Regions from separate parts of the Mus musculus genome. Here region 1 is linked to region 2. A link is a loop called in an ENCODE intact Hi-C map of the cell type or tissue named here. Cell type or tissue: heart. All regions are shown on one strand. Links, peaks and the distances in the headings refer to the core of each region. The heading gives the core; the rest is flanking DNA.

The links. A loop is a pair of places that touch in the nucleus more often than their neighbours do. Peaks named below come from ENCODE experiments on the same cell type or tissue, not always from the same donor. Only the 100,000 strongest peaks of a DNase experiment are listed, where the experiment ranks them.
Region 1: it touches region 2 in a loop (4-fold over the local background); 15 of 42 quality-filtered maps call a loop at or near these places.

The regions. Positions count from the first base shown.
Region 1 is chr1:9,691,420-9,707,641 of GRCm38, reverse strand. Mybl1 (myeloblastosis oncogene-like 1) reads left to right here and starts at 7,433. Exons shown (of 15, transcript NM_001290397.1): 1 at 7,433-7,707; 2 at 14,250-14,355; 3 at 14,853-14,924. The coding sequence starts at 7,688. In heart, for the core only: a CTCF peak has its summit at 7,296; a DNase peak (open chromatin) is centred at 7,071; H3K4me3 peaks cover 2,089 bases; H3K27ac peaks cover 1,709 bases.
Region 2 is chr1:9,621,760-9,637,981 of GRCm38, reverse strand. It overlaps 2610203C22Rik (RIKEN cDNA 2610203C22 gene), which reads left to right and starts at 6,890. Exons shown (of 5, transcript NR_015470.1): 1 at 6,890-6,921. Vxn (vexin) reads right to left here. Exons shown (of 6, transcript NM_178399.4): 5 at 15,298-15,389; 6 at 10,840-13,269. The coding sequence ends at 13,086. In heart, for the core only: no CTCF peak of the experiment used is centred there; DNase peaks (open chromatin) are centred at 6,331, 6,831 and 7,681; H3K27ac peaks cover 536 bases.

The DNA of each region.
Region 1 (16,222 bases), core at 5,205-10,204, 70 kb before region 2:
TTTTTTGAGACGGGATTTCTCTGTATAGCCCAAACTCAGAAATCCACCTGCCTCTGCCTTCCAAGTGCTGGGATTAAAGGCGTACACCACCATTGCCCAGCATCTTGTCTTATTTTGGATATGCTTGGTATGTCCTTCAAGGTTTCATTCATGGAGGTTTGGTCCCTAGAGTAGCTGTGCTAGAAGATGAGGTCTTGTGGAAGTCTTCAAGTACTTCTGGGACTCTTACCTTCTGGCTTTCTGTTTTTGACATGATATTCTCTCACTCCTATGCTTGGCATCTTCACTCTCTCTCTACAGTTAGGTTAATACTGTGGGACAAATCAATGTTGCACTCTCCAGCATGATCTTGGATTCTGAAGTTTCAGAACTTTGAGCCAAATAAACCTTAGGCATTTCATCACAGTTACAAAAGATGGGACCAATACAGACTTCTACTGACACTGTAGAGAAGAAATAGAAGGTCTCTCATTGAATTTGGAACTCATCAATTTACCTACACTGGCTGGCTAGCAAGCCCTCTGTCTCCACATCTTCAGCATGGCAACTGCAGGATTACAGATCTGCACTGCCAGGTCTGGCATTTTGCTTGAGAGCTGGATCAAACTTACATCATTAAGCAGGAGGCAAGCACCCTTAGCTGGTGAGTTATCTGGCTAGTATGTTCCAATGTATTGTTAGACAATGTAAAAACCAGTCACAAACTTGTGTTCATGTGTGAAAAGAATTTAGGGCTACACATTGTTCCTTTAAAGCAAGGCTTCCAACATGAGAACCATGTTCTCCACCATCACATAAGCATATATATGTGCTGTTTCTGTTCCATTCCTACCCTGAATGTTGTCACCTTCTATTTTATCAGAGGCAATATTTCTTATTCTTTTTCAGCGTTGTTGTCTCTACAGATTGCATGTCTAGGTGTTTCCACAGGGAATAGCGAATTTTAGAAACTCACTAGCTGACAATTTATCTCTGCTTCAGATGTTGACATCTCTCCTGACCAGGCGTTCCTGTCCTCCAGTTTTGAATACTGGGTAGTAGGATTACTTGTAAATATTGGCCAAAATATGGACACTGTGAAAGAACATTTTTAAAGATTTGAAAGCATGATTTTTTACTACTACAGATCAAAAATTTGAAAATGAGTTAATTTTCTATTGGTGCAATAACCAGTTACCACAAATGTGTAACTCAAAATAACACAAATCTCTTCTCCTGTGGCTCTGAAGGCCCGCAATGAGAAAAGGATCCCACTGAGCTAAAAGCAAGGCGCTAGGAGAGCTACATTCCTTTCTTAAGTTCTAGGAGAAAATTTGTTTTCTTACCTTTTCTGGCTTCTAGAAGTTGCCTGAAGTCCTTGCTTCATGAGCCTTTCCTATTTACAGCCAGTGGTGTAACATCTTGTAATCTCTCTCTTCTGCTCCCCCTTACTCTTTAAATACCTCATGATTAGTGCCTCGGGGCTAACAGGCAGTAGTATCTCCACTCAAGATCTTCTATGGGATCATTCCTGCAAAATCCTTTTTATCATGAAACATAATATGTTCACAGTTCTAGGGATCGGGACATGAATAGATTGGGGGAATTGTATCTACCCCCAAAATACAGAGTGAGGAGACATGGGTTGAAACAAGAATACTTGAAACATTTCTCACTGGGCAGTGGTGGTGCATGCCTTTAATCCCAGGATTTGGGAGGCAGAGGCAGGCAGATTTCTGAGTTCGAGGCCAGCCTGGTCTACAGAGTGAGTTCCAGGACAGCCAGGGATATACAGAGAAACCCTGTCTCGAAAAACAAAAACAAAAAAATCCAAACAAACAAACAAACCCCATTTCTCTCTTGCAACTTTTTTTTTTGGGGGGGGGATCAGTAAAAGTATTGATAGTGGGGGAGTCAGGTTGGAGCAAACATTTCTGTACCCAAGATCTAGTTCTCAGCTAAAGTTTTGTTTTCAGATGAAATATGTAATGTTTAATAATGTATGTGTAATAAATATGTCTCATCCTTTCTGCTGGAGAACATTTCTTTTAGCATTATCGATGCAGGAGTAGAGGTCTTATCACCTTTTTGCTGCATTAATGAGATAACCAAGAGGACTTAACAGTTTGGTTGTTCCAGTTCATGGGTTGGCCTTGTCTTTGGGGGTTGATCAAGAAGCACATCATAGCAGGAGAGCATGGTAGGGAAACTGATTAAATCAAGAGCTAGGACCAAAGCAAAGGAAAGGAGGGGGCCAGAATCCCATCGTTTCCTGCGGTATACACACCCAATAACCACCTCTCAATGGTTATACCGTATAGTAACAGTGTTGCTCTGAGAACAAACTTTCCACACATGAGCCCTTGGAGACATTCAAGATCTGTAGAGTATGTACCACACCTGTGCTGCTTCTAGAGTTTTCAGTTACTTTTAGCATTTAACACCATCTTAAAAAAATAAAAACAAAATAAATTAATGTTTTTAAAGAGTCAAATAATACAAGAACAACCCGTAAAAAATGCAAAGGCTCTTTTGCTTCATTTGACTTTTTTCTTCACAGTCAAATATTATTAATAGTTGATTTAGTCTACAGACCATTTTCTAGTGTGATAGACATGTGCTCATTACATCATGCATGCTTATCCTAAATGATGTCATATTTATTGTAAGCACCATAACTATCTCTTTGCACTGCACTATCTTATATCTCACATGCACTGTATTTATAGCTGAGCACCCACAGTCACTACAGGATTAGGAGTGGCAGCTTGGCTCTCATTCTAGTCTGCCATTGTATGCCCTTGGACAAATTAACCTTTGGGTGTCCAGTTTTCCAGATTTATAAAATAGGTGAAAATAATACCTATACTTCTTCCAGTTGTTATGATTAAAGAAATTGTGACTATTATCTAAGACAAGTGCATGTGCAAGGTCTTAGAAGAGAAAGAGCCATTTAGTGGGGTCTTAACTGTATACAATTTTTATTAGCCAAAGAACCATTTAAGCCAGTCTAAGTGTAAATGTTTTTTACTTGGGGTAATGATGAAATATACTACTATAAATATTCAGACACATTGTTTCCTCAACTGAATTATGTCCTCAAGTTAAATTATCTGTCAAAAAAATAACTGCCAAAGGCTGTATATGTATTTATGGATTTTAGTCATTATTGCTTTATAAAAGAATGACATCAGTTTTCAGTACCAGTATTAGGGAATTGCTTAGATGCTGTTCTCAGAACTTTTGGGAAATTTGCTGTTGCAGTAGCTGGTACATGGCATTTCAAATATACTTTAATTTATATTTTTTATCACACTCTTGTGTGCATACATATTCATATCTCTTGCTTGTCTTCATCTATTCTACAGAGATTTGATTTATTGATAGCTGGGTATGCCCCAAGGTAGCTGTAAATAAACATAAAAAAAAAATCTCCTCATGGAGCCGGGCGTGGTGGCGCACGCCTTTAATCCCAGCACTCGGGAGGCAGAGGCAGGCGGATTTCTGAGTTCGAGGCCAGCCTGGTCTACAAAGTGAGTTCCAGGACAGCCAGGGCTACACAGAGAAACCCTGTCTCGAAAACTGAAACCAAAACCAAAACCAGAATCTCCTCATGGAAATGATTGTGTACACACTTTTGTTAAAATAATTTCATAGGTAGTACATGAACCAAAGCTTTTCAAACTAGCAAATCTTGGGTGAACTTGGTCTTTCTTCATAGAGGATGGGAAGAAGGTACATCTCCCTATGGAGGAATTTACTTAATAATCTCAAGAAAGGGAATTAGTAAAGTGTGTGTGTGTGTGTGTGTGGGTGTGAACAGTGAAGGAACAAAGTTTCTCACATATTATAAGCAGCTGCTCTGTAGGTGAACTACGAGCCCTAGAAAAGCTTTTAAACATTATTTTTATAATAAAAATATCTGCCAGGTATGGAAGAACATGCCTGCCATCCAAGGACTGGGAAGGCTAAGGCAATAGGAGGCCAGCTAAAAGGGCAGCGTGACGACGACAACAACAACAAATTCTAGAGAAATAAATAACAAAATAAATTTATCATGGAATATGAATATAAAGAGAGCTTGAAGGAATATTCATTGCGAAAGCTTGATAGAAGCATTAACTGTCCAAACCATTCGTAGCTGTTGAGGCACAAAAAGAAAGCTGTCCCTTCTTAGGTTTATGTTTGTTTGTTTATTTTTTTCAGACAGAGTCTCATGCTGTAGCTCAGGCTACTGTAGCTCAGGCTGCCTTGGAGTTCATTATGTAGTTTAGGCTGGCCTTGAACTCACAGCAGTCCCCTGGCTCAGCTGGGATCAGAAGCCTGTGCCACCCACCATCCTGGCTTATGTTTGGTTTATGATAGACACATACCCAGGTTTGCCTGTAGTGTAGTGTTAGTGGAAGCCAGAAGAGGGCATCAGATCGCCTGGTACTGGAGTTGCAGTCCATTGTGAGCTGCTATGTGGGCTGGGAATTGAAACCTGGAAAAGCTCTTAACCACTGAGCCATCTTTCCAGCTCCAGCTTTTTTAAATTAAAAATGAAGCAATTATAAATGCTTTCCAAAGTGCCTAACCCACCTGCATTCCTATGAGCAAGCAGGGAAGTTCTATATGCTTCAGTATTTTTATTTTTAGCTCTTTTTTAGATACCTCACTACTACTAAGTGTATGCATTTTTACCATATATTGTCAGACAAGGTCTCATTGTATAACTCAGGAGACTCAGAACTCATAAGCCTTTTGCCTCAGCGTTTTTAGTTTGGGGGTTACATTTCTTGCTTCTTTGTGGTTGAAAATCGTGTAAGTGAGAGATTGTTACATGTGTTTGTTACTTTTCTTTCTTCTCCCCTTCCCCCCACCCCACTTTCTTTTTGAGACAGAGTTTCAATTTAGCTCAGACTGGGCTGGAATTGAACTCCCAACTGCTGGATACTACTGGATTACAATGTAAACCACCACATTCAGCTCGCTTTTATATCTTTTGTTTTTGGCAAAGTAGTCATCTTTTGTAGACTTTAATTGTTTTTATTCCTCTCATTGAATTTTGAGAGTGTAAAACCTCTCTGAATGTTATATTGTGTGTATGTGAGTTCATGTGAGCATGCATATATGCTACACTTCAAATATGGAGGTCAGAGTATAAAAACATTGGGTGTTGATCCTTGCCTTCTACTCTGTAAGACTGTAAAAGTACTGGGCTTTTCTATGCTTGCTCTTGTTCTGAAATAATGACACAGGGACCTGGTATATTTATTAATAAGTTTCAAGTACTACAGCTGAGTATATATCCATCTATTCTAACCGACTGTGCTGCCTACTACACAGCCACATGACCCATTACTTGCCATTTTAGGCTCTCCTGGCTGCTCCTCTCCATCTGTGTCCACAAGGTCATTCTCTTGTCTGGATACCTCCACCTGGGACTCCCTCAATGGGATTGGAAGTCCTACCTTCACTCTCCTCCCAATTATAGCCCGATCAGCTCTTCATCAACCAATCAGAAGTGGCGGGGAACAATACACAGGAAATGCTTCAATAATAATGACAATGCTAACTCTCAGATCTCAGGGCACAGTAGCAGCATCTGAATACACAGCATACAAAACTCTCCCCCAACATCAGAGTCTTGTTCAGCACTACATAAAGCAGTCCAGCTGGCCAGAGAACTTCAAGTGTTCTTCTTTATCTGCCATCATCTGCTGTAGGCGCTCTGGAGATCTGGTCAGCCTTGAGTACATAACACCACCTTGTCTCAAAGTATTCTGTAATACTATCTTTGGGAGGACGTTTCCCTATATAAAACAATGAGAATAAATTTTACTTAAAAATCTGATGCACTTACCTTCAAGTTCTAAAACGGTTGTTTGTATAAAGCTGATCATAACCTAAGAATATCAGTTTTGCTTCCTGTTAGAATAAAAATGGAACAATGCATACCCAAGAGTAAATATGCTTCCAAATGACATTTGAAGACTAGGAGGAGCATTCCATCATGTAGCCCTGGTGAAGCTAAGGTAGATCATGAAGAAAGTCTGGGCTCTATACTGAGTTCAAGATCAGCCTGGGGTACATAACAACACCTTGTCTCAAAAATATTAATTTCTAAATTAGTCTCTCTCTTTAGAAGCTACTATGGAACTCAGAAAATAATTTAAAAGTGCTTTTCCTTCCCAAAATATATCTTGAGAAAAAGGAAGTTATTTTTTTTTTAAAAGCGAGTGTGTATCTACCTGGTTGTTTTGAATTGCAAGCTCATCTTGATTTGTATTTGCACCTGTATCTCTGATTTGCAAAAGACGATGCGTACAGTTTCAAAATAGCAAAAAATGTCAGTTTGTAACAACATTGATCTGTGGTTCATCACTCTATGCAGTAGAGCATGGTGTCTTGCAAATTTGGGCTCTTCGCCGTGTCTAATCGCTACTGTAGTTAATAATCTCCTTGTATGCTTCTTTAACCGTGTAACTGTTGAGAAGTTGCAACTGTAAGAGGCCCCTTCCCCTATGCAAGATTTCAGTTACTCCAGCTTTCAGGCGCACCTCCGGGACTCTGGGTTCCCCGCGAAGAGCATCCCGCCCCCTTTGTAGACGGAGTACGAGGTTGAGCTTCTGGAGCACTATCAACCTTTTCCCGTTCCACGCAAGCCTCGAGATAACAACTCCCCACTTATCACACTTTTATTCATCTCTGGGGAAAACAAAAGACACAACAACAGGGTCTTGGCCAGTTTCCTTGTCCTTTCGGCGCAGAACTAACTCACACATGCTTAAGAAAATAACGGCCGCGCAAGTTTCCTGGCTAGAAGGTTAAGTAGATGACCGCGCCCTTAAGTGGCGAGACTCACAGCGCGAACTAGCGCCCGCGAGGTCCTCCCCTGCCCAGGACCCCGACTGTCCCCGCCCCAGAGGCACGCTCCGCACCCCTCCGGAGGTGGCGGCGGCTGGATCGGCCCCGGCGCCTCTTCCGGCACACACCCGGGGCGCAGAAACTCGCCTTCCCAGCAATCTCCGCGCCCCACTGGGTGGCTCACCCCGCGTTCCGTGTCCTGTCACCTCGGCCCGTGAACCGGCCTCGCGCCTCCCCCATCCCGCCCCGCCCCTCCCCCGGCTCCACGGCGCTCCGGGACTCCCGCGAGTTCCAATCCTGGCTTCTAGCCCCGCCGGCCCCGCCCTCTGCCGCGCGCGCCCTCGCCGCCCCGCCCCCGCCCCCCTGCGCGCGGCCGCCCCAGCCAATGAGGTTCGGGGCCGCGTGCGCAGATTCAAACGGCGGCTCTTGAGGGAGGCTGGGCGCGAGATTCGGCGGTGCGGACAAAACCCTGCAGGAGGCTGCGAGTGCTGCAGTGCTGCTCGCTGCGGGGAGAGGGCGGGGGTCGGCGCCCGTGACGGAGCGGCGCAGGGCCGGCAGCTCTGAGGCGGAGGCGGCGGCGGCGGGCGGGGCGGCGGCGGGCGGGAGCACGCCTCCTGACATGTCCAGGGCATCCCTGGCCGGGCCCGGCCGCGGCTAGGAGCAGTGGGTCTTGGTCCGCCCCTCTGTCCCTCAGTCCCGCCTGGCCCTGACCTGACCGGGCCTGCTTTCCGCTCTCGGTCACCTGAGGGAAGGAGTTGGGGAAGCGGCGGGTGGGTCTCGGAGAGGGAGCATTGGCCCCAGGCTGGAGGAGGCTGACCCCGCGTCCCCGCCCAGCCCGCGCCTATGCGGTACTTGAAGGATGGCGAAGAGGTCGCGCAGGTGGGTGCCATCCCCTCGGACCCGGCCTAGCGGCCCTGTCTCGACTCTTGCTCTCTGTCCTTTCCTGCTGGTCCCCACTTAGGCCCTCTCGAGCCTGGGGGGCATAGGTTTTCCTGTTCGGTGGGTGTCCCACACCCGCTTCGGCCGCGCTGGCCTGAGAGCATCTATCATTATTAGACTCCATCATTATTAGACGACTGTGTGTAGGACTCTCTCTAACAAATGCTCAGGTTGCTGCATTGACGGATTCTCCCACAGCTCACGCCCAGACTTCTAACTTCTCACAGCCACTTTCAGGGAGGTTTCTTGCCAGGTAAGTTTGCCCACTGTCAGGGGATACGCCACGCCAGGGGAAGCGGTTGTGTTTGCCTGGATGACTTGAAATGGGGTTCTCTCCTCTGACTTAATCGTGCCAAATCAAAACAGATCTCCTTGACAAACCTGGGCGGGCACGGTTCTGGGAAATCTTGAGAAGGGAATTCGCTAAATCTCCCTTGTGCGCACTGCTCTTCTGAGCTTTTCTTTTTCTTAGTATCTTCTGAGGACATTGTTACGTTGTTACTATCGAGTAAACTTGATCCTAAACCAATGTGTCTTAGTTACTTTGTATCTCAAGTATTCATGTTTGATTCTGATTGTATCGGCATTGTAACAAGTAGGACACAATGTTGTTGTTGTAGAAAGATGTGCTAGGATGTCTTTATGCACCTAACTTTTATTTTATGCTATTGTAATAGCTACTCCTAAATTGTGTGGCATAATCAGATGACAAAAAAATCTAGTGTCTCGATTTTCAGTATTAAGGAAACCTGAAAAGTATTTCTCAGAATTTCCATTTATCTAGATACACAGCTTCAAAATCTAAGAGTCATATTCCCTGAGCTGAAATTTAGTACTGAGAGTCATTCATTGCAGAGTTTGATTTAAAATAACTACGCATAAAATACTTGGCTTTATTCATATATTCTTCTATATGTAGGTTGGTTCTGCAGATATCAACATAAATTTAATTATGACATAATTACTTTATATAAAGTGGCTGCAGAATAGATTGAACATTGAAGTGGAACAAGTGTGCATATACGCATACACCCACAGGCACACTACCTTGGTCTTTTATCATTTTGGATGAGGTAGTTGTAGGGGTTTTTAGCAGCACCTTTACCTTTACTCAGTAGAAGACAGTAGCCCTTTTTCCTACAGTCAGGACAACCAAAACTGTTTACAGATGGTGCCACATATCTCTGGGGGGATGGAATCTGGACCATGCAGGTAAGAACTGCTGATCTACAACTTCAAAGACATAACATTCCCATCTTCATAAAAGATGCAGATTTAAAGATAAGATTGCTGGAGTACTGCTTTAGGCTTTTTGAGTTTTGAAGTCTAACAATGCTTTTAAATGATGTGTAAGTTAATTGAGACAATATAGAATGATGTAAAAAATGATGTAAAAAGTTATAGTTCTGGAGTAATTGTGCTGCAGTGAAACACTTCTCTGGAAGTATGTAGATAGAGGGTGTGATGAGAGATCACCATCTCTGGTCTGTTTCTTTGGGTTTTCTTCAGTGAGTTCCAGGTGCTGTTAAATTTCTTATATATTTAAATATGATTCCTGTATTAGAAGATAATGAAATGTTTGAGGATGAAATACCTTATTCATTGGGCTTTCTTCTTTGGCTGAGAATCTTAGTAGATATGAATTCAATATATAATAGAGAAACAAAGGTCTTCAGCATACAAACACTGAGGTGAATGCAATATCTTGCATAAGGATATGGGCATAAATATAGTAGACTTTCTCTATGTTATTTGGGGGAAAAAAACACCTAAAAGCAGAAAATGTTTACCCTAAATATAAAACAACTGAACAATGTTGGTTCTTTTTAGCTTTCTAATGGCTGCAGAGTTTTTCACTAAGATTTGCATATAGAAAAGGTTATGTAGTTTTGTGACTTAAAATAGTTTTAGAATTTAATGGGGATTTTAGTGATACAATTTACAGCTATTTCTTATTAGGATATCTATTAACAGTATGTATTTGATTTTTAAATATTCTATGTATAGTTTCATTTTATGGTATGTGTGTGCTCATGCATGAGTGCATGTGTGCCTGTGTACATGCAGTTGTGCCAGGGTGTGAAAGATGAAAGGACAGTTATCTGGAAGTTCACTGCTGCCATAGTTGTCCTGAGGATCAAACCCAGGTTGACAGGCTTGGCAGCAAACACCTACTGAGTCATCTTTCCTGCCCTAGTTTAGCTTTTAAAGGCCAATTAAACCCCTAGAAATAAGTTCACAATAATTCTGATGCTACAAAGCCTACTTACTAGGCATAGGTTAAGATATTTATACTTAAGATGACCAATGATTAAATTAAAATGATAAGATGAAAGCTAGGTTCTACATAGGAAGTTTTTTCCTTAGTGGTGTGTGTATTTGTGTGTGTGTAGCAAATTCATGTTTGTTTCTAGAAACATGACTGAAGTGAATGAATGCAAAACTATAAGAAATATTTTTAGGATGATAAAGGATATTTTTAGGATTTTTTTTTTGTGTCTTTAACTAGCAATATTATTTTGGGGAATCAGGTAAAATCTATTTCAGTTTCTTTTCGTTTATATATGGGACTTGGACTTTTTAGTCTGTAAGGTAGCTTATAGTTTTAATCCAAATCTTTGAGGACTTTTGTGACCATCCTGTTCTGTTTAAAAATAACATTCTCTAAAAGAATTAGAAATATTATCCATTGTTTTTGTTTATGGATAATTATATAGTTTTTTTAAAAAAGTATTTATTTCAGTGTTTGTAATATTAATGGTTCTGATTATCTGAAGTCAAACTTTGTCTTTCTCTGATAATGCTAGTTTGCAGTCTAGAGGTGGAAGCCAATATTTGCTATATGCAGTACAGCATATTAACCGCTGGGTGGCCTGATTTCACTTTGTTAAATCAATTTGATAAATGAACATAAATTGAGTGCAGTTGAACTGAAAATAATTAAATATACAGTTGCCCTGACCTTAAATTGACCTGAAATTAAAGACTTTTTTTTTTTTTTGAGACAGGCGCTCACTCACTAGTACTGGATAGTCTTAAATTCACTGTCTCACTATGTAGCCTGGGCTGGACTTGAATTTGTGAAAAATCCTCTAGAATCAGTCTCCCATGTATTGGAATTACAGATATAAGCCACTATGACCAGCCTTGTATTATTTTTTTCTTAAAGATTTTTTTATTTTATGTATATGAGTACACTGTCACTGTCTTTAGACACACCAGAAGAGGGTATTAGAACCCATTGCAGATGTTTGTGAGCCACTATGTGGTTGCTGAGAATTGAACTCAGGACCTCTGGAAGGACAGTCAGTACTCTTTTTTTAATTAATTTATTTATTTTTAATTTATTTACATTTCAAATGTTCAACCCCTTACCTGGTTACCCCCTCCCAGAAACTCCCTATCACATCTCCCCTCCCCCTGCTTCTATGAGGGTGTTCCTCCACCTATTTACCCAACCACTCCTGCCTCCCCATCCTTGATTCCCCTACACTGGGGCATCTATCAAGCCTTCATAGGACCAAGGACTTCTTCTCCCATTGATGCATGGACAAGGTCACCCTTTGCTATATATGCAGCTGGAGCTATGTGTACTTCTTGGTTGGTGACTTAGTCCTTGGAAACTCTGGAGGGGTCTGGTTGGTTGATATTGTTGTTCTTCCTATGGGGTTGCAGACTCCTCCAGCTCCCTCAGTCCTTTCTCTACCTCCATCATTGGGGAACCTGCACTCAGTGCAATGGTTGACTGCAACTCTATATGTGTAAGGCCCTGGCAGGGCCTCTCAGGAGACAGCTATATCAGGCTCCTTTCAGCAAGCATTTCTTAGCATCCACAATAGTGTCGGTGTTTGGTGACTATATCTGGCATGAATCCCCAGGTGGGACAGTCTCTGGGTGGCCTTTCCTTCAGTCTCAGTCAGTGCTCTTAACCACTGAGCCATCTCTCCAGCCCAACCTTCTATTTTTTTTTAAAGAGTTATTTATTTATTTTATGTATATGAGTACACTGTAGCTGTACAAATGGTTATGAGCCTTCATGTGGTTGTTGGGAATTGAATTTTAGGATCTCTGCTTGCTCCAGTCAGCCCAGCTCTGGTCAACCCCACTCGCTCAGTCCCTGCTCCCTCTGGCCCAAAGATTTATTTATTATTATAAATAAGTACACTGTTGCTGTCTTCAGACACACCAGGAGAGGGCATCAGATCTCATTACTGATGGTTGTGGGCCACCATGTGGTTGCTGAGATTTGAATTCAGGTACTTTGAAAGAGCAGACCTGCTGAGCCATCTTACCCGCCTGTTTTTTTTGTTTTTTGTTTTTTTTTATGATAAATATTTGAGACTTGAGGAAATTTGGATTAAAAATGTGATCAAGTTGAGGGAATTTTACTAGAAATTTCTAATTTCTCAAATTTCAGACTAGAGGTTACTTTTTCAGTAAACAATATTTTTCTTTGTTTAATTCATCTTTATTAGGTTGTCTGTTAGTCTGTATTTCCCCCAAAAGTTTTATCTTAAAAACCAAGTTTAATTTGTGTATTGATATATAAGTAAAATCATGACTATCGTATCCTATTAGCTTATAATACCCCAACATGTTAAGATATTTTTTTGTTGTTTCATAATCCTCTTTATTTACTCATAGAACAGTTTTCATTGAAAATAATTTGCTTATGTATTAAAAATTTATAGAATTAACATTTTCCTGGTAAAGTGTGGTGGTATATATACATCTGTAATACTAGCTCTTAAAGACAGGAAGGGAGTTCATTAGTTCAGTGCAGCCTAGGTTACATAGTGAAGTTAAGGCTACCTTGAAATAGTAGTATATTGTTTTAAAACCAAACAAAACTAAAAAGAAAACAACAACTAAGCCAGCAACATCAACTTTTAAAAAATAATATTTTTCTTGACTCTAAATAAGAACAGTAACAGTGACTGAGGAAACCAAGCACTAGATTGGTGAGCTTTTAGTTTTTAATTAGAGTAACATTTTATTACTTCTGCTGTTCTCTAGATTAATTATGTTAGAGTAGATATTATTTATTTCGGGGCTGGAGAGATGGCTCAGCGGTTAAGAGCACTAACTGCTCTTCCAGAGGTCCTGAGTTCAAATCCCAGCCACCACATGGTGGCTCACAACCATCTGTAACAAGACCTGATTCCCTCTTCTGGTGTCTGATGACAGCTACAGTGTACTTACATATAAAAAAATAAAATAAATCTTAAAAAAAAGAAATTATTTATTTCACTATAAAAGTAGAAAGTTCAAATTTATTAAATCATTACATATTACTAGCACTGATTTCTGCAATACAAAAATGCCTTCAAATGCTGTAAGACATTGAAAAATGATTACATCTGTCTTGGTAGTTTCTAACTACTACTGTTAAGAGGTAGAATAATTTCATTGTTAAATATGAAAGTGGAACTTTGGCAAAGTTACACATGAAGACTAATCCTTTTCCCTTAAAATTTTTTATAGCTGTGTATGTGTTTAGTCAAATGGATTTGATAAGTCAGAGGAAATTAGGGGTTCCTACATAGGGTGTATGTATGTATGTGTGTATAAAATCTAGAGCTTGATTTTTGTGAGATTGAATTTGTATATTGCATTTAGATATTAAAAGTCATTCGTATATTGCATTAAGAATGGCCAAATCTTCAGACTTGATATTTGATATCAGAATGAATTTTTAGGAACTATATTTAGTAAGGCAAAAATAATTTTGAATTCTATTATATTAGACCATCTATTTACAAAATGCTGAATCACTTTTTCTTAAAGGTAGGTAATATATTCATCTTATAGTTGTGCGAAGTTAGTCTGTTTAGGGTTATACAGTTACAACTTGAACCTTGTTCTCATTTTAGAATACACTTAGGTTAATCTTTGGTAACTTCCAGTTTCTTAGTATGCTTTCTTCAGTTTTAAAATGTGCTCTATATATTAAGGTGGTTGAATAGTGAACTTTAGCAGTCATTCTTGCCAGTGTTGTTTTCAGATGGTCATTACTCTGGCTACTTAGTATCATCTAATTCATTATCATGGAGGCTTCATTCTTTAAAATGTCCCTCCCTCCTTCCCTTCCTTCCCTCCTTCCTTCTTTCTCACCCCACCCCCCTTTTACCCCATACAATTCAGGCTCTGAGCTTGTAATCCAACTTATTTTTGGAGACAGTGTTTCTCACTGAACCTATAGCTTGCTGATTTGCCTTCCCCCAATTGCCTTTACTCATCATTTTTCCTAGGTGCCCTTCCTTTCCCAAATAGTCTCTTTTTGCTTTCATTTCACAATATATTCCAGTACCACCTAATGTTCCCGTCATCCCCTTTAGGACTTAATTTTGTATACTCTGATTAATATTGAGATTGTATTGTTTATTCTGAGTAGCTTCTTTAGTCATGTCTGCATATACAGACTCAGTGCTTTAAATAATTTAAATGGCATACTTTAGCTTACATATTGCATTCTTTTGTAGTGAGGACGAGGATGATGACCTTCAATATGCTGATCATGATTATGAAGTACCTCAACAAAAAGGACTGAAAAAACTCTGGAACAGAGTAAAATGGACAAGAGATGAGGTAGTTGCCTGGGAAGCTTGACTAGTCTCATAGTTATCAGTATTATAGTCACGAAAGGAATTATGAAAACAATGTGAGAAAATTATCAGCTTAGTTGTGCATTCTTTTTAAAAAATCAATGATATGAACAATTGTTTGATTTTGGGATTGACTGAAACAGTGTAATAGAGGAATTTGTACAATAGTGACTTTAGTTCTTCTCAAAACAAGTACCAAGTATGACTCAAGAGTATGAGAATAGGGCTGGTGAGATGGCTCAGTGGGTAAGAGCACCCGACTGCTCTTCCGAAGGTCCAGAGTTCAAATCCCAGCAACCACATGGTGGCTCACAACCATCCATAACGAGATCTGACTCCCTCTTCTGGAGTATCTGAAGACAGCTACAGTGTACTTACATATAATCAATAAATAAATCTTTAAAAAAAAAAAGAGTATGAGAATATCATCTACATACCAGGGGTGGAGGAAATATTTCTAATTTTTATTCCTCTCAATAGGATGACAAGTTAAAGAAGTTGGTTGAACAACACGGAACTGATGATTGGACTCTAATTGCTAGTCATCTTCAAGTACGTGAAATGTCAAGTTGTATTTCTGTTACAACATTTCTTTATTTAAACCATTAGTTTATATATTCTATTTTTCAGAAATGTGTCTGTATAGTTTGGTTTTCATCCTTAAAACATCTGGTTAAATTATTTTCTGGTATGTTTGTAGTTGTTTGTTAATGGTTTAGAAAGTAATTTTCCAATTCAGGCTGAGTACCTGAAATCCAAAAATTGGAAATTTCTAAAGTGCTTCAAAATCTACAACTTTTTGAGTACTGATTTAGAGCCACAGTTTTACACTTGACTTAATGTAATACATCACAGTAAAAATGCCAGGTATGCCTGAAATGTTACTATTATTAGATTATGTGTATAAGGTAGATATGAAACATAGATGAGTTTCATCTATAGACTTCTGTTCCATCCCCAGGACATATTATTTTATGCATATGTACATATTTCCAGATCTCCAAACTGAAATCTGAAACAATTTTAGTCTCAAAAATTTTGGATAATGGCTGCTTAACTTGTAAAGCATTTTTCCAGGGGCCTAAAAGAACTTTTACTATAAAACAAAATGGCATTAACTTTTGGTAGAACTTCAAAAATATTTGTGACAAGTGGTTTTATTTTATTTTGATTTTTGTATGTTGGTAATTGAACCTAGGGCCTTGTAAACTCAGCCAAGCACTTTACTATTGATCTATGTCCTCAACTGTGATATATGTGAAATTATTTTGAAGAACTTTACTATTAAAACATTTTGACAGCTAACAAATAAAATCAAGAAAAAATTGTTAGGTTTCTTATCTAATGCATATGTTTTTGGGTATTTTTATTGATTTTTTTTTTTGAGATGAAGTCTTACATAGTACTTACTTACTTACTGGGTAGCCTGGAAGTCATTATGTAAATCAGGCTGGCCTCAAACTCATAGATATCTGCTTACCTCTTTCTCCTGAGTGATAGGGTTAAAGTTGTAAAGTATCATACCTAGCTATTTACATTTTTATTATTTTACAGTATACTTGTTCATCATACCAATATTCGCATATTATTGGCATATAATTTTATATGCAATATGAAGTACTTCTGCATGTACTCATTTGTTTCTTAAGAGCATTGTGAGTTGTTAGATAAATTACCTAAATTTTAAATTTCAGTGTTGATTCTTTTTGGTTTCAGAAACAAGGTTACCTTTGGGTTTTTGTTTGTTTATTTGTTTTCATATAATCATAGAATCTCTCAGTGTAACATGAAAACTGAGAATGAAATAATGGGAGAAAACAAATTATAGAGTTAGTGCAAATTATATTCAA
Region 2 (16,222 bases), core at 5,393-10,392:
AATTACTAGAAGGGAGCACTAAGAAGATGTGAATCAATTGTAACAAAGTTAAAGTGAGGTTGGAATTGGGAGGGAGAATATGGGAGCTTACTGTTTTGTTAAAACATAAGAATTCAAAAGGCATGAGGTATGAACTGCCCCTCACCCCATTTCTTCCCTTCAATCTCAAGGTCCCATCCCAGAGATATTGTGTGCAAGTACAAGGTCATATGCACACAATGACCTATCATCCCATACCAAAATGAACGTTATACATGTGTTTAATTCCAAAGATTGTAAGACTAACAGTCCTGCTCAGGTCTGTGGTACTGGGGGGATGGACAAGTATTAGAGTCCTTGTAATGTCGGGAGGCTCTGTGGTCCCTGGCAGAACCAGACATGACATGATAACCCATGTCAAAGGTGCATCTGGGCACAGTCCTGAGGGTGGCCCTTTTGGAGGTGCTTTTTATTTAAAGGGACTGGCAAAAGTAGGGGTGAACTAAACAGCCAAATTCTGCCATCAGGAAGTATGTCTGGGAATGGGAAGACAGTCACAGGAAGTGTGGCTGGGAATGGTAAGACAATCACAGGAAGTGTGTCTGAGAACGGGAAGACAATCACAGGAAGTATGACTGGAATGGGAAGACAGTCGCAGGAAGTGTGACTGGAACGGGAAGACAGTCACAGGAAGTATGTCTGAGAACGGGAAGACAGTCACAGGAAGTATGTCTGGGAACGGGAAGACAGTCACAGGAAGTGTGACTGGGAACGGGAAGACAGTCACAGGAAGTGTGGCTGGGAACGGGAAGACAGTCACAGGAAGTATGTCTGGGAACGGGAAGACAGTCACAGGAAGTATGTCTGGGAACGGGAAGACAGTCACAGGAAGTATGTCTGGGAACGGGAAGACAGTCACAGGAAGTATGTCTGAGAACGGGAAGACAGTCACAGGAAGTATGTCTGGGAATGGGAAGACAGTCACAGGAAGTGTGGCTGGGAATGGTAAGACAATCACAGGAAGTGTGACTGGAACGGGAAGACAATCACAGGAAGTGTGACTGGAACGGGAAGACAGTCACAGGAAGTGTGACTGGAATGGGAAGACAGTCACAGGAAGTGTGACAAGACAATCAATCACAGCTTTTGTGTCAGATGATGATTGCTTGAGCTTCAGTGAGATGTGGATGTATTTCAGGCTCCTGGACTTGCTTGAGAAGTTGAAGCTGTTCGTGATACTCTTGGCATCCCCTTGAAGGCAGTTCAAGTAGCTGGTGAGTCTCTTTTTGGAGAGAAGATCAAGCTCTTAAGTTGTGATGGATAGAAACAAAGTAACAATATATTTCAAGGCCCCCATAAAAGACACACACTAGGAATGACTCAGAGGGAGAGAAATGGAGAGGTAGGCCCCTTTCCCAGTGGTAGTGACTGAGGATGGGACAAGAGCCAGGGTGTACATGGGTGACACCAGTGTTGCCCAGCACCCAGTGTACCCATGCTGTGACATCATTTCCCAGTCACCTCTGGAATGATTCCTTTTGTAATTGCTCTTTGGTCTGCTGGACAGTTGGTTTCCTTGCACTCTTTAACACAAACCTCAGCTCCTGGGAGCTGCTTGTATACATTTACCAGTGCAGCCCACAAACCTCATTTCCACGGTCTGCATGTGATATGGGGAACGTGTATTCAACTGGTTTCTGTGCATCTGGGAAAATAACTGCAACACTGCACCTTGATTTGTTTCTGACATTTTGTTTTTCAGAGTAAGTTAAGTGAAATCCAGGAACTGAAGACACCAGACGTCTACTGTCTAGTTTGATAGTTCTAGTCACATGATGTGGGATGCTTCACATTTTGTAATTGACTACATACAGCATACTTATTGCTAGTTTGTGGACCTTTATATTGCACTCATTCCCTCCACTCCACTCAAAACCTAAGTGCCACAAAGTCAGTATCTTTGCCTTGTGAAAGCATTTGTATATATTAGGTATTCAGCAAATATTTGTTGAATGAATGCATGAATGAATGAGCATACCTCTTTACTTGAAGAATATTGACTATGATGAGGAAGGGATCAAAGGCACATCCATAAATATGTAGGTGAGAGCTCAGGGAGATATAAAGCTGAATTCTGGATGAACTTGGGAATACACACACACACACACACACACACATACACACACACATACACACACACACCACACACACCACACACACACACACACACACACACACACACACACACACCACACACACATACTACACACACATACACACACACACCACACACACACACACACCACACATACACATACACCACACACACACACACACATACCCCGCACACACACTCACACCACACACACACACACACACACACACACACACACACATACACCACACACACACCACACACACACATCACACACACACACACACACACACACCATACACACACACACACACACACACCACACACACACACACACACACACACACACACACATACACCACACATACCACACACACACACATACCACACACACACACACCACACACACATACACACACACACATACACACACACACACACACACACACACACACACACACACACACTGAATTTTGGATTGTGGATATAGTTTTAAAACACTATTGAAATTCACAGGGAGGAGCTATGGGTGAGGTCTGGGGACAGACTAGGGCTGAAACTTGAAGCAAGTTGGTTCAGGACTCCAGGTAGGGCAGGGGCCAAGAAAAGAGCTGCAACCTCAGTCAGAGGAGGATGTGGTGTTCACGGCACTGGAGTTACTTCCCAAAAGGAATTTTGCTGTCTTCATTCCCAATGACATCGCGCTTCACCTTTTCTTCTGTATTTCTCTGTATTGAATACATTTTCACATCCTGCATTGACTTCCTCATTCCCTTCAATGGCTTGTCCACATTCCCTGGGAAATCATTGTTTATTTATTTTTCTTTCACTTATTTGGACAATTTTGTCATCATTGTTTTGAATCCTTTGGAATTTCTTGAACCTGGGGAGACCATTATTATGGGATTGGTAATTTTTGGAGGATACCTGTTATCTTTAATATTATTATTATTATTGTTGTTGTTATTGTTGTTATTATTAATGCAACTTATACTGAAACTTGTATATGAGGAGTTAGGTCATTGGTTTAAAGTTTCATGTTTGGAATGTTTGGGATTGATAAGTTGAGGTCAGGTTGAGGTGTTATTTCTTGTTAAACTGGTATTCAGGGTCCTACACTCTATCCCTATCCCTCCTCTGCAATAAGAGTTACAATGGAGTAATAGTTAACTACACAACAACCATCCCTCAAACATCATTATACTAGGGAGCAAAGGGATGCTGACGGCCCTGTGTATGCTAATGATATATTAGTTATTGTAGCTATGAGTGGAAAGGAAAAGACAACAAAGGAAAGGCACACAAAGACTGTTGATTATTATTGGGATGATAGAAAGTAGACGAGGACTGTATAAACAGGAGAGTGAAACACAGTAGCAGAAATGTTGGGGAAGGGTGAGGGATTTTGGTTAAAACACTGAAGAGAGTAAAGCTATGCAAGCATATGCCATAGAATAATCATCTCAGGAGGCTGAGGTACAGAACCCTACAAAGCAAGACAGCCTATGTTCCTCAGGACACTGAAAAGCAAAAGGAAGGAATCAGGGCAGAAGGGAAATAAAGTAAAGAAAACCAAGGCAATGTATGGCAAGAGTGGAGTTGAGCTGAGATGGCTGGACATCTCACACATGAGACAAGTGAAGGTGACAGAGTTAGACAGAGGACTGAAAACTGACTGGCCTTATTGTTGGCTCTTGTCTGAACTCTCTTCCCTTTCTTCTCTACCACGGGGAAGTTCTCTCTCTCTTCTCTGTTTCTGTCTCTCTGTCTCTATCTCTCTCTGTCTCTCTCTGTCTCTGCCTGTCTCTGTCTCTGTGCATGTGTGAGTGCGCATGAGTGTGTATCTGCCTGTGTGCTGGGATTACAGGCATATGCCATCATGCCTGGCTTTATGCAGTACTGTGAATTGAAACCAGGGCTTTGTGCATGCCAGGAAAGAACTCTATTAACTAAGCCTTGCCTCCAGCCCTATCAAGTGGGTACACCTACAGGAAGGACTGAATTCCTATTTTTGAGTGACAATTTAGTTATATTATGAGGTCGGGAAAGGAGCTGGGAGCTAGGAAAGGGAAGGTCAAGGAGATAGAGAACCCAGGATTGCTAGGGACCAGAAGCTTAGAAAGGAGAGGGGACAGAAGGTATGTGTGTGTGTGTGTGTGTGTGTGTGTGTGTGTGTGACCATTCTTTATTACTTAGCAGTTTTGAATTGTATTGCTGTTTCTCAGGATAGTTGTTGACTGGGTAGTTGCCAGGAGAGGTTCTGCCATGCTGAGGCTTAGTTGATCTGTGAGTAGCAGATTGCAAATCACCCAGCAGTTCAGTCTTCTTTGAACGTTTTCTTTCTCAAGCATGTCTCCTTTGTGAAATAAGTTATTAATTTATGCTTATAAAGAAAAGGATGTGTAATTTTGAATCAGTGAGTGTGAGTTAAGTTCTCTTGTTGCCAAACTCAATTATTATTAGTCACTACTTTCCTAAATCTTGGCTTTCTTTATAATATAATGGAGATGCTAAAATTGCTTTCAGTTATTAGAGTGTATGGAATGCTTTGGGCCATCCCTGACTGTGCTGCTTATGTTCTCTGGTATCCTGTTTGGATTAACATTTGCCCTAGATTTTTGCAAAGAAGGAATTCTTATTGCTGTTCTTGAGGTAACCATAGATGTACTTGGTGGGCTCTGCTTTCAGCTGCCTATCCTGTTGAGCAGGGTGTGACACCAGTGTGGTGGCTGGAGTTCTCTCTTCACCTCTGGTTCCATCTGAGTGCAGCTGGGAGACCCTGTCATGCCCCTGGTCAGGAACAACATGAGGGTATTGGCTGATAAGGCCAAGTGCTATTAGACAGGTGGGTCAACTGATTTCTGGCCATGGGTAGTCAGTTGCTGCAGCCGTTTTTGCTGGTGTTGGCCATTGGTGACTTGGTGCACCAGCTCCTTGATTGATGTGACCAATGTTTTGGGCTGTGTGACATCAACTGCTCAAACTGCCTGGCTGGCAGTTAATGGGTCAGTAAAAACTGTGGGAAAGCAGAGGCTAGAGATACTTGCTGGTTCTTAGGACATTTCTAATTGACTTTGGGACGACGTCCTTTGGTTCTTGCTCTTTCTTTTCTTGGCAAAACTGGACTTACTTTTCAATACACAGATCAAATATTTCCTTCCTCTCTCAGTCATTTTTTTTTCTTTTCTTGTAACTACATATAAATACCCACACAGGTCACATAGTTTTCTAATTTTCGTATGTTGGTACCTTTCATGAACTATGGCACATAAAAGCATGCTTTGTCTCTGCCCACCTGGTGTCCAGTCTTGGAGGTTGAAAAGTGAGTTGATTTTGATTTCAACATCAACATGATCTTGCTTACCCACTCTTGAGCTGCGTTTTTAAAATAAATAAATATGTATTTATTCTTGTGCCATGTGTATGTGTTTTGCCTGAGTGCATATATGTGTACCAAGTACATGCCTAGTGCCTATGAAGTCGGAAAAGGGTGTGGAATCCCCAAAATATGGGTGCTGAGATCTTGGGTCTTCTGCAAGAGCAGCATGTTTTCCCCAATGCTGAATTGTCCCCATAGCCCTCACTGTGAGCTTCTTTAAATTCTCCTCTTTTTTCCATTGTTTTCTTTCTGCTGTCTCAAACTTCCACATCTCTTTCTCCATTTATTTCTTCTAGGATCTGTGTCCTGATCATTTCTTCTCACTCTGCTAAATTCTATTACTTTTAGATGACTTTTGCTTTTTGTCTTCTTTGAGAGAAGGCAGGATCTGCATTGCAAAGTGTAGCATTAAATTGTGAAGTGGGGGGGGGGGATGGCATGTTTCTGAAACCTTTGTCACAAATACAGGTTTCTTGGTGGAGGAGCCCCTTCCTTCTGGAGACCACCTCCACACTCAAAGAATAACTGAAGTGGGAACTGGGCCAGTGGTTTTATTTTCTGCACAAGCACCGCCAAAGCACAACAAAGAGGCTGGAAGTATCCCCAGGTGGAGGTATGTTCTCATGTCATCAGGAAGCCTACCTGCTTTCCCTGTACCCTGCCCCCTCTCACCACATGCCGCAGGGGATTTTTTTTTTTTTAAGTCAGAAAGGCTGGGGCATTGACCTGTGTTATGTACACTGTTTGTACTGTTGCCCTGGACACTGGGATGACAACTGAGCCACTGTCTTTCACAACTAGCTTGCTTACCTGCTGAGTAATGGGCTGGCTGAGGGCCCTTTTTGGCCTCCTTCCTTGGCTTCCAGCCTTTTGGAGGCACAAGCAACGTTTTCTTTCTAAAAGGAAATTTCGGCTCTCATCAGGAACATGAAGGCCTTTCTGACCTTTTAATCATCTATAGGGAAGATAAAAGTCCATCTTGGATGGAGGATCACATGAGCTGAGGTACTTTAAGCACTTAGCTCAGAGCCCACCACATGTAAACTACATACACCAGTGCCTGTTAACTGTCTATCTGTCTTCACATGCAACAGTCCACTGAACCCAGAGAGGAATCCCAGAAGATCTGTAGCTTTAACCTGAGGATTCAGAGGCTAGGAATAGAGCCTTTTACACTCCTCCTTGGGCTGGGAGAGCAGAGAGTAAGTAGCCAGAACAGGAAGCATCTTTCCTCTTCCTACTTCCCCTGAGCTCCATCTTTAGCCCTCTCCTAAGGAAGAGCATGACACAGATGCGGAAGCATAGTTTACAATAGCATCCAGCTGCAGAGCAGTCTGCTGGCAAGAGCCTGGACAGGCCCTAGAGAACGAAGAGGACGAAGATGACAAGCAGCTTTGAATTCCTTCTGGTATGTCTACAAAGTGACAAGGGTACAGGTCCACCTGTGTGTGTGGGTGTGTGTGTGTGTGTGTGTGTGTGTGAGAGAGAGAGAGAGAGAGAGAGAGAGAAGTGTCCTTTCATTTCTGAGGCATAAAGGGAGATCTCTGTAGATAAGAGGGCTCTCTCCTCCCTGCCTCCACACTGTCCCTGCTCCTCTGCAAGGACAGAGAATTTTCATGGAATAGTCTCCTGGATTTATGGCCGTGAGGCTTGTGTGTGAGACTACATAGCCTGCTTTCCTGGTGAGGTCACTGTTTCTTGAGTTATTGTCTTGCTTTACTTGGCCTGCATGAATAACAAGAATGTGGTGCAGAGGGCTTATTTATGAAGTACCAAATCTCTGCCTGGTTATACCTTACCAAGCAAGCTTCCCATCAGACCTGACTCCTCAGGAGCACTTTAGTCCTAGGGTCTGGTTTGAAGTCTAGTGAGGCTAAATGAGCAGGGCTGGGCCTTCTTCCTCCGAGTTGGAGCAGACAGACAAAAGCCTGTGGTCTCCTAAGCCAATGCACTTTGTAGGTTTCAGTTGAGGACTAATTTTGCTGGTAGGGAATGCAGGCAGGAGGCCAAAGGCAGCAGTTGGCAGCAAGTAGACTCTTTTGAATTCAAAAGAGTCGTCACCACCCACATCTTGCTTCTGAGCCAAGCAAGGGTCACTGGCCCGGACTGACCTGGCACACTGGGTGACCACCTGGGGCTGCAGGATCAGCCCAAATGCTACAGTGGGAAATGGAGAGCCTTGTGTTCAGCCGCCCTGGAGCCCTTCCCCTGCCCACCTTCTTCTGAGAGAGAACCCTGGACCCTGGCTCAGGAAATGATTCTATTTTCAGTTCCTGCCTGGCTGGCTGAATCACTCACTGCTCGCCACCCGTCCCTGCTTCTTCTGAATGGGGCGGATTATCACACCATATGTTAATGCAATTCACAATTTGCAAAGCCCGGTTAGGCTTGGGCTCTGTTGAGTTTTCATCAGCCGGTGAGGTAGATCGGGTAGGTAATTTAATTTGAATGCAAAATAGAGGTTCAAAGAAACTCAGGCAGCAAGGAGGCTCACCACTGTGAGGTGGGGTCTGGCACCCGGCTTCTCACTTGGCAGCAGTTTCTACACTGTCAGGGGTTCACAGCTCTTGGGCTGAATGGCAGGGGACCCTGCTAACAGTTTCCTGTCTTCTTTATAGAGGACATTTGCTTCAGAAGGGTGTTAGGCTGTGGGAGTGCAAAGAATTTAAAATCTTACTTTCTAGTCTCAAATTGAGTCTCAGATTCATCTCTCCAATCCCTAAGGTTTATATGACCCACAACAACGTAAAGGGCAACCCCTTCTTGCTCCGATCCATTTCATGCTTGTGTGGCCTATACTTTAGCCTATAAGACAGGTACATTCTAATGCATTGTCTCTAGGACAGTCCAGCTTTTAAGAACTGGCAGAACCTGGGCAAATGGCTGGCAAGGATGAATACTGGTCATAATACTAATGGAGCCTTCCATCCTTCAAGCCTGTAGGGTATTGCCCAAGACTATTATCCACAGAGAAGTTGGTGAGAACCCTAAGGGAGGGGCTCAGTAACCAGGGACAACATGGAGGGAGGCTCAGGGTAGTCCCAGGCATTTTTAGCTACTGTGGAAGTGCTCCAATAGTCTCACTTGAGTAGCCACACTAATACAAATCAGCTGCATATTGGCCCAGGTAATTTTGTTTAATCATTTCTGGGACAAGGAGGCAGGTAGGATATTTTCTTTTTCAACCAATGAAGAAAGTGAACTCAGAAATCTGCATGAGGTTCTACAGCCACTCAAGTTCTCGTTGTCACGTTTGAAGTGCAGAGCACGGGATACCCAAGACTTTGGGTGGAGGAGATGACAGTCCTGGCTGGTCAGAGTATTGGGGTCTGAGGCCCTACTGAGGTCAAAGGGTGAGAGGTGTGGGGAAAACAAGGAAGGGAACTGAAAAGTGTGTGTGTGTGTTTATGGAAAGTTGCTGAGCTGAGGGGACAACAGAGAGAAACAAGCTTGCTCTCACTGATTAGATTTGGTTTGAGCTAGTCCTGGGTGGTACCAAGAAACAATTTGCATAGTTTGTGCTGCCTCTTGTCTTTATCTAAAGGTTGGCATCTGGGGAACATGTGTGCTCTTGGAGCATTACCTATAGAATCTAATATGTTACAAATAGCTGCGTCCTATTTAGTGAGAGCTGCTGCTGAACCCCTCATGTTCCCCCAACCCTTTGCCAATCTCTCTGTTTCCTGGCTGGTGGAAGGCTTAGCTCAATGGAGTGTCACACAGGACACAGGATGATGAGGTGTGGCTCTCTGTGAATCAAGCCCTGGAGATCAGGTGGTTGAATAGAACGCTTACTTTGTTTCTTTGTGGGTAGGCCTCCAAATATGGGTCAGCATTTGCTCAGCACTCCAGGGACACCTGCTCTACTTGAAAATGTAGGCCCTTTCAGCAAGGCCTCAGCCACCTGTTGGTAGGGGAAATTGCCTTATGGCAAATGCCTTCTGGCCCAGAGCTTGAGACAGTGGCCCTGGCTCATGACCCCAGCTATTTGGGAGCCCTGTGAAAGAGAACTTTGAGTTTGAGGTCAGTCAGGTAGCTTAGTGATTCAAAATAGACTTTAAAAATGGGATAGGGAAGGGCTGGATCTGTGGCCCAGCAATGCTTGCCTAGTGCCAGAGGACCCTTGAATTAAATCCTAGTACTGAGGAAAATGGGAGGAGTGAGGTATAGGATGTGGTATCCCAGAAAGCGAGCTTGTGTTTGGCCTGAGAAGTGTGAGAGATGTGGGGAAAACAGAGTTGTAAGAGCCTCTCAGCTTGGATACCTCTACAGACTCCAACAAGGGCCAGGAGTGTGCAGCCTGTAACAAGCTTAGCTACCCTCTCCATAATGATTCTGCGTGTTAGGTTTCTCTGTTGCCATTTCTCTATTTTTTTGCTCCTACCCAACAGAGGGTATATTGGTAGATAACGAATTGTGTCCCCGGTCCCATGTGACAAAGTAAAAATCAAATGACCAGGTGTGTGGGCTAGTTTTCAGAACAGTTTTTTTCCTTGTCCTTTGAGAGAGACAGGGATGCATTTGTTGGGAACTTCTTGGGCTTCCTGGTAGAGGATGACATTCCCGTGACATTAGAGATGGAGTGCAAATTCTAATTCTCCAGAGAACTTTCTTTGCCTGCATTCTTCCTTGTCTATCCCTTTGTCCCTGCCAACTTTGTGTCAGAAACGACCTGTCACATGATTCCTTTTTAAAACTGGTCTTGGCTGCCTTGCTTTTCCTACCCACTGCCCATCTGCCAGCTCTAGGCAACCTTGGTGCTGGGTGGGGTAGGGTATCTCCAGAGTGAGAACGGAAATATGTGACTGGCCTCTGTCCTAACAGAGGCAGTTTTATTACCCTACATGTCCTGGAAACCCTGCCTCTGGTTCAAGCAGACTCCAATCTTGGTTATTGCCAGATGGGCGTCGGCAGTCAGCCTTGGCATCCTTTTGTGAGTGGCTGTGCCGTGGTGAGTCATGGGGGGGGGGCAGTCTCCAGCAAGGAGGCATGAGGTGGGCACAGAGGAGGAAGTTTGGATCTTTTCAAGGCAGAGAAGCCAGCAGGCCGAGGAGGGTCACTGGGACCCTGGAATTTATGGGTGCTACGGAAACGCCTTAGCAGCAGGCGGGAGGGAAGCCCTGGGATTATACCTCATTCAGTCAGTCCCTTCAGCAGAGGCCCTGGTGCTGTCTGGAGGCAGGGCCTGTGATATCAGACCTAGACATTGCCTCAGGATAGAAAGAGCATGCTGGATTCCCTCTCATTTCAGGGAGCAGTGAGGCCCACATGCATAAATCTTTCCCATTGTGCAAACCTTCTCTCATTGATCGAGGGAGCCTCAGACACAATCTTCAAGTGGTTTATTAATGTCACTAACAAGGCATCCTTTATTTTTATTTGAATGAAATGTTCTACAGAAGGCAAACATTTCACCATTAAATATTTAAATTAAAGATAAATAAATGAGTCCCAGTCTACATATAAAATAAATCTCCAGGAGCCACACACACACATTTAAGACATCAATTTTAAGTTAAATAAATTCAATCGTTGGAGACTCTGTGACATGTTTTATCCCTAACTTTGTTCTGGATTCCAACTTAATATTGTATATGACATTAGATGGTTCACTGGGACAAAGCACTTGATGCCCAAGTGTCCAGACTATGTTTGGACATGAGGGTCAGATGCTCAGGGTCTAAAGCAGAGGTGGGAGGGCAGCAATCAGCAAGGCAAGAGCCTGGAAGTCTGGGTTTGACTTACCGCCATGTTTCAGTTTATCCAGAGCATCAGGAACAGGAAAGCAGAATCCACAGAACAGCAGAAGCAAGCCTGATACCCAAACAGTTCAAACTCGTGCTTGTGCCAACACCTGCGGAGTCTCAACATAACCTTAGGGTAGAGTTTACCACGGAGTTTCTGCTTTCATTAAGAAGGTCGGATTAATTTAAACCTCTTAATTAGGGAACAAGACTTCCGGGGGGCAGAATTTAAGCCACAGATGAGAAATATATAAGGTCTATGTTACCGACCACTTCACAGGCAGATACCACTAACCAGTCTCTGCACTCTGATACCTCATCTCCACGCTGTGCTCCAGGTAGCCTCTTCCCAGGCCATTGCAGAGGAAGACGTTTTGCTGATTTCCATCCTTCCCTTTTCCTTATTTTGTGTGAAGGAGAAGATACAATATGGGCATTAAAGTTAGACACCTAGAGTTAGGCGACTTCAATCTAATCACTTAACTTTTTTGAATTAGTATCAACATATACAGTGAGAAAATCCACCCAAGTTAGTTGTTAGAAAGAATAGCTTAATTCATGCGTGGTGTTCAACACTGTGCTCAGCACAAGGCAGGTAGGCATTTAACAAATGATAGCTTTGATTACCATTATTTCTTACATGATCATTTTTAAATGATAGTAAATATTAGTTTGAGCCACAGGAAATTGATTTTCAGCTGTTTCAACCTACAAAAATGGCGATTTCTTCTGGTTTCATCTATGCATAATCTCTCTCCCTCTCTGTTTGTGTGTGTGTCCATGCATGATTTGTTTTGTTTTTGAGACAGGATATTGCTAGGCTGTCCAGGCATGTCCCAAACATGTGATCCTCCTGTCTGAACCTCTTTACGTGTTGGGGTCCCTGTTCTCTGCACCCGTCTTAATTATCTAATACACAATGATGTATTTCATTCGAATCACTTCTTTGTTCCAACATTGTCAGATTCTTCTCTCCATTTAAAGACTTTCTTAAATCAGTTATTTTAGAGATGCTCAGACCTGGTGACAGTCCCACAAGCTGCTGTTAAGTCACATACTGCCATCCAGATGCTCTAGTGTCCCAATCTGTAGGTTGGGGACCACAGTGCTTTCTTATCAGAGGGTTTGTAATGGTGAGAAGAGACAATGATGGGAGAATGCTCTCTGGATTAAAGTCACTATACAAAGCTTGTCAATTGCACCACATCACAAAATATTAGACATTAAAATTAACATTGGGATTTTAAGTGCTTTTCTATAGACAAGAATGCACCTAAAGAAGAGAGAGAGCTCATGCAGTCATGCCCATGATTAGCAAAGCAGATTGGCAATGGTTGCTGTTAAGTAGATATTAGAACAAAGCAAAGATGAAGCATTTTGTATTTCATCAAGGGAAAACAGACATGGGATGGGAAAAGTAAGAACTGTTGTGTTCTGAGTACCTCAGAATCAAACTTTTACATTTACACCAGAAACCATACGTTTTGGGAAAACTCACAAAGAAGACAGATCAACTGCCTTCTGTTTTCCTTGGAGGCTTTTAAACAGGCCAGGAAAGTTTGCTTTTGGTATAGCTTTGCCTAAAAGTAGGTATATAACCTTTGTAATTGACCAATACGACTTTAAGACCAATGGCTTTAGCAGTTCTGAGGAACAGCTTTCTTGCCTTCTGAGGATGTTACTTTCCATGCCCCATGTCAGAGTATAAGGAATGATGATGTGTTTGGACCAGCAACCAGCAGAGGGGAGGGTGGCTCAGTCCCAGTCCTCAACTCTTCTATCTTCCTCCGAACCTTGACCAATGCAAGGTGCCCATGAAATGTCGAGTTTAGTCGGCTTCAAAGGCGCTGTTGGTGGCTCCCACATATTCAGACTTCTTCTTGTGCCTGGTCCACATTTTTCGTAGGATGCCAGGGACGCCACAGGAAGTACTGCCTGTTAATGGCAGGGAGGCTTCTGCTCCCTGGGGAAGGGCTGGGTACTCTTCTGCTATCTTCTTGAGGTGTCTGGATCTAAATGAAAACCAGAGTGGGGTGGGGATGGAGCAGGAAAGGCAATTACTGCACTGAGCCAGACTTAAGTTGTAACTTTGAGGAGAGTGGCCAGCCAGTGTTCTCCTCTCCTCCTCCATCCTATGTCCATGTCCTGCATAGCTGGAGGGTCACAACACCCACAGGAATGTCTCTGGGGTTCATCTAAGATGGGGTACAAAGAGATGACCATGAGCACAGAGATTTATGGGATCTGGGCTCCTTTCCTTATGTTTTGAGTCTTGCTCGCCTAACCAGTAGAAATCACTGAGTTATGAGGTGGTAGATCAGCGGTAGAGTGCTTGCCCAACTTGTATAAGGCTTGGATTTGATCTCTAGTATAGAGATAGGCAGGTGAGGTGGGGGAGGGGTGGCTGGGCTTAGAGAAACCATGCAGCACTGTAGCCTAGAAAGCTTAACTTTTATCAAGGAATGGCATAGTCTTTCTGGTCTACCTGACCAGTCCACGACAGCCACCGCCCCTCTGACATTCAGAGGCTCCATCCTGAAAGTTCCCACTTTAACTCCCAGGGTTTTACTTCCTTTGGTCAATATTAGATATACTTTGATTGTGTCTGCTTTTCAACAACTCATCTTGATTCCTAATCTCCAATTGAGATCTGAAAAGATCAGGGACCACACTTGTATTCTCAGCCCTTAGGAGACAAAAACAGCAGATCTCAAATTCCAAGCTAGCTTGGATGATGCTATAAGAAAACCAAACATCAAGCATCAAAAATCAAACAAGGGCTGCAGATACAACTCAGTGGAAGAGTATTTGCCTCACACATGCAAGCCTTGATTCCAGTCCCAGCATCCAAAATAAAAAGAGGAAAGACCAGGGTAGAACCTTTTAGATTAAGGTTTTGCCTCATGAAAGGATTAACTGATTCTTGGGTTAGTAGATTATCTCAAGAATGGGTCTGTCATAAAAGCCAGCTTGCATATATCTCTCATATATGAGAGTGTCTCTGTGTGTGTGAATGCCCTGCATGACCTCTGGACTCTGTCTACAGAGAAGCCATCTTTGGGTACAGTTCATTGGCACTGGATTACACCCAAATTAACCTCTCTTCTTTATGATTTACCACTTGGTGGTATTTTGTAACTAACAAAAGAAAATAGATTAAGATGTTCTTTTAGCCTGTGTCCTGAGCTTGCCGCTTCCCAGTCACTGAATTAGATGTTTCTCAAAAAATGTCAGCAGTTTGAGTTAAGCTTTATATGCTGGTGAGTTTTATGTCAGCTTGAACTAAGCTAGAGTCATCAGAAAGGGGGGAACCTTAGCTGAGAATAAGCTTCCATAAGATCAAGCTGTAGAGCATTTTCTCAATTAGCGATTGATGGGGGATGGCCCAGCCTATAGAGATGGTGTCATCCCTGGATTGAAGGTCCTGGTTTCTATAAGAAAGCAGACTGAGCAAGCCACTAAGCAGCACCCCTCTGTGCTCTCTGCACCAGCTCTTGCCTCCAGCTTCTTGCCCTGATGAGTTCCCTTCCTTATTTCCTACACTGTGGAAGTGTAAACTGAATAAACCTGTGCTTTATTGTTTGTTTGTTTTGCAGCATTGGGGATGAAAGCCAGAACCTCACACAAACTAGCCAGGTACTGGACCTCCGAGCTGCATACCTGGCCTGAAAACGATTTGACACACTTTTTTACCTGTGGGTGAGGGTCCCTAAAAGAATTCATGAGGCATTCCTGACACCATCTACAGAGGTTCTGGATATGACTCCTGATTACATTCATCTAATTAAACAAAGCCCCAAGAGCAGTGTTAATGAGGTGGAAACCATGAAAATACTCCAGCTTAATCCCAGGCAAGCAGTTGATGTGAGATAGCTGAACAGAGGATTTCAGGCCTCATTACAAGGTAATTTACAGCCACCATGGGTTTTGGTGTGCATAATAAGTGAGTGAAGAATTGGCCACCTGTTCCTCTCCTGCTCATGATGGATGGATGGGCAGAGAGCCACGTAGGCAGCACAGCAGGAAAGCAGTAGACTTACCCTCTTCCCAGAACAGCTCCATGTTCTGAGCCCTTGGCTGCCACCTCCGCCCCTGCTGGAGCTTTCACCGAGATCCTAGCCACTGGAGGAATCTGTGTTTCAAGGAAACGGGGAAAGAATTGAGATGGCACCACATTCCCATTCTGGCATTTATTGGAGCCATTTATAAGAGGGCTCTCTAAAGGTACCATCCTCCAACCCAGGCAACAGTCCTCCCCCAGTCAGTGTCAGACATGATGGAGGCCTTCTGTGGTACCAGCCCCACACAGTGTCTGATTTAGCAGGTCGGACATTACCTGGGATTGCTGAATTGAACAAAGTCTGTGAAACAGTTGGTCCTGGGACTCTAAGAGTCACTAGCCTACAGACATGTGTGAGAAAGCCATTCAACCTTCCAAGAGAGCTGTCACCCTTTCCCTTCCACTGCTAGAGTCTGATTCTCAATTCTGTAGAGTCTGTCTTCAGCCCTGCTGCCCACACCAGCATGAGCCTTTCCATTTGCTTTCTTGCCCCTTCCAAATCATGGTCCACTCAGACCTTGTTTGTGCCTAGGCCTGCTACACTGTCCATGTCCTGCTTGGACTCTGAAACCACCCCCAACCCAACACCTCAGCATGGAAGACTCAGGCCGACTCTGCTCTTTCTCTTTGAGGTCTTGCAAGCTGACTTGCAGCTCTGCCCTTTAAAGGTGACCATGTTCACCTTTGTCTGACCCAGTGTCTCCAGAGCACTATATAGACTACGTGATAAATCATGCCTTCTCACGTTTTTATTTTTCTTTCTGTAGTTCTCTAGTTACTGTCTTGGTCCCTAGACAAACTGCATGACAAGTGAGAGCATCTGGGCTGATCCTTCCTCATCCCCGTGTTGAACTGAAACTTAACTGACGGCCTAATCAGGGCTAAGTCCAGCAGTTGCTTCATCA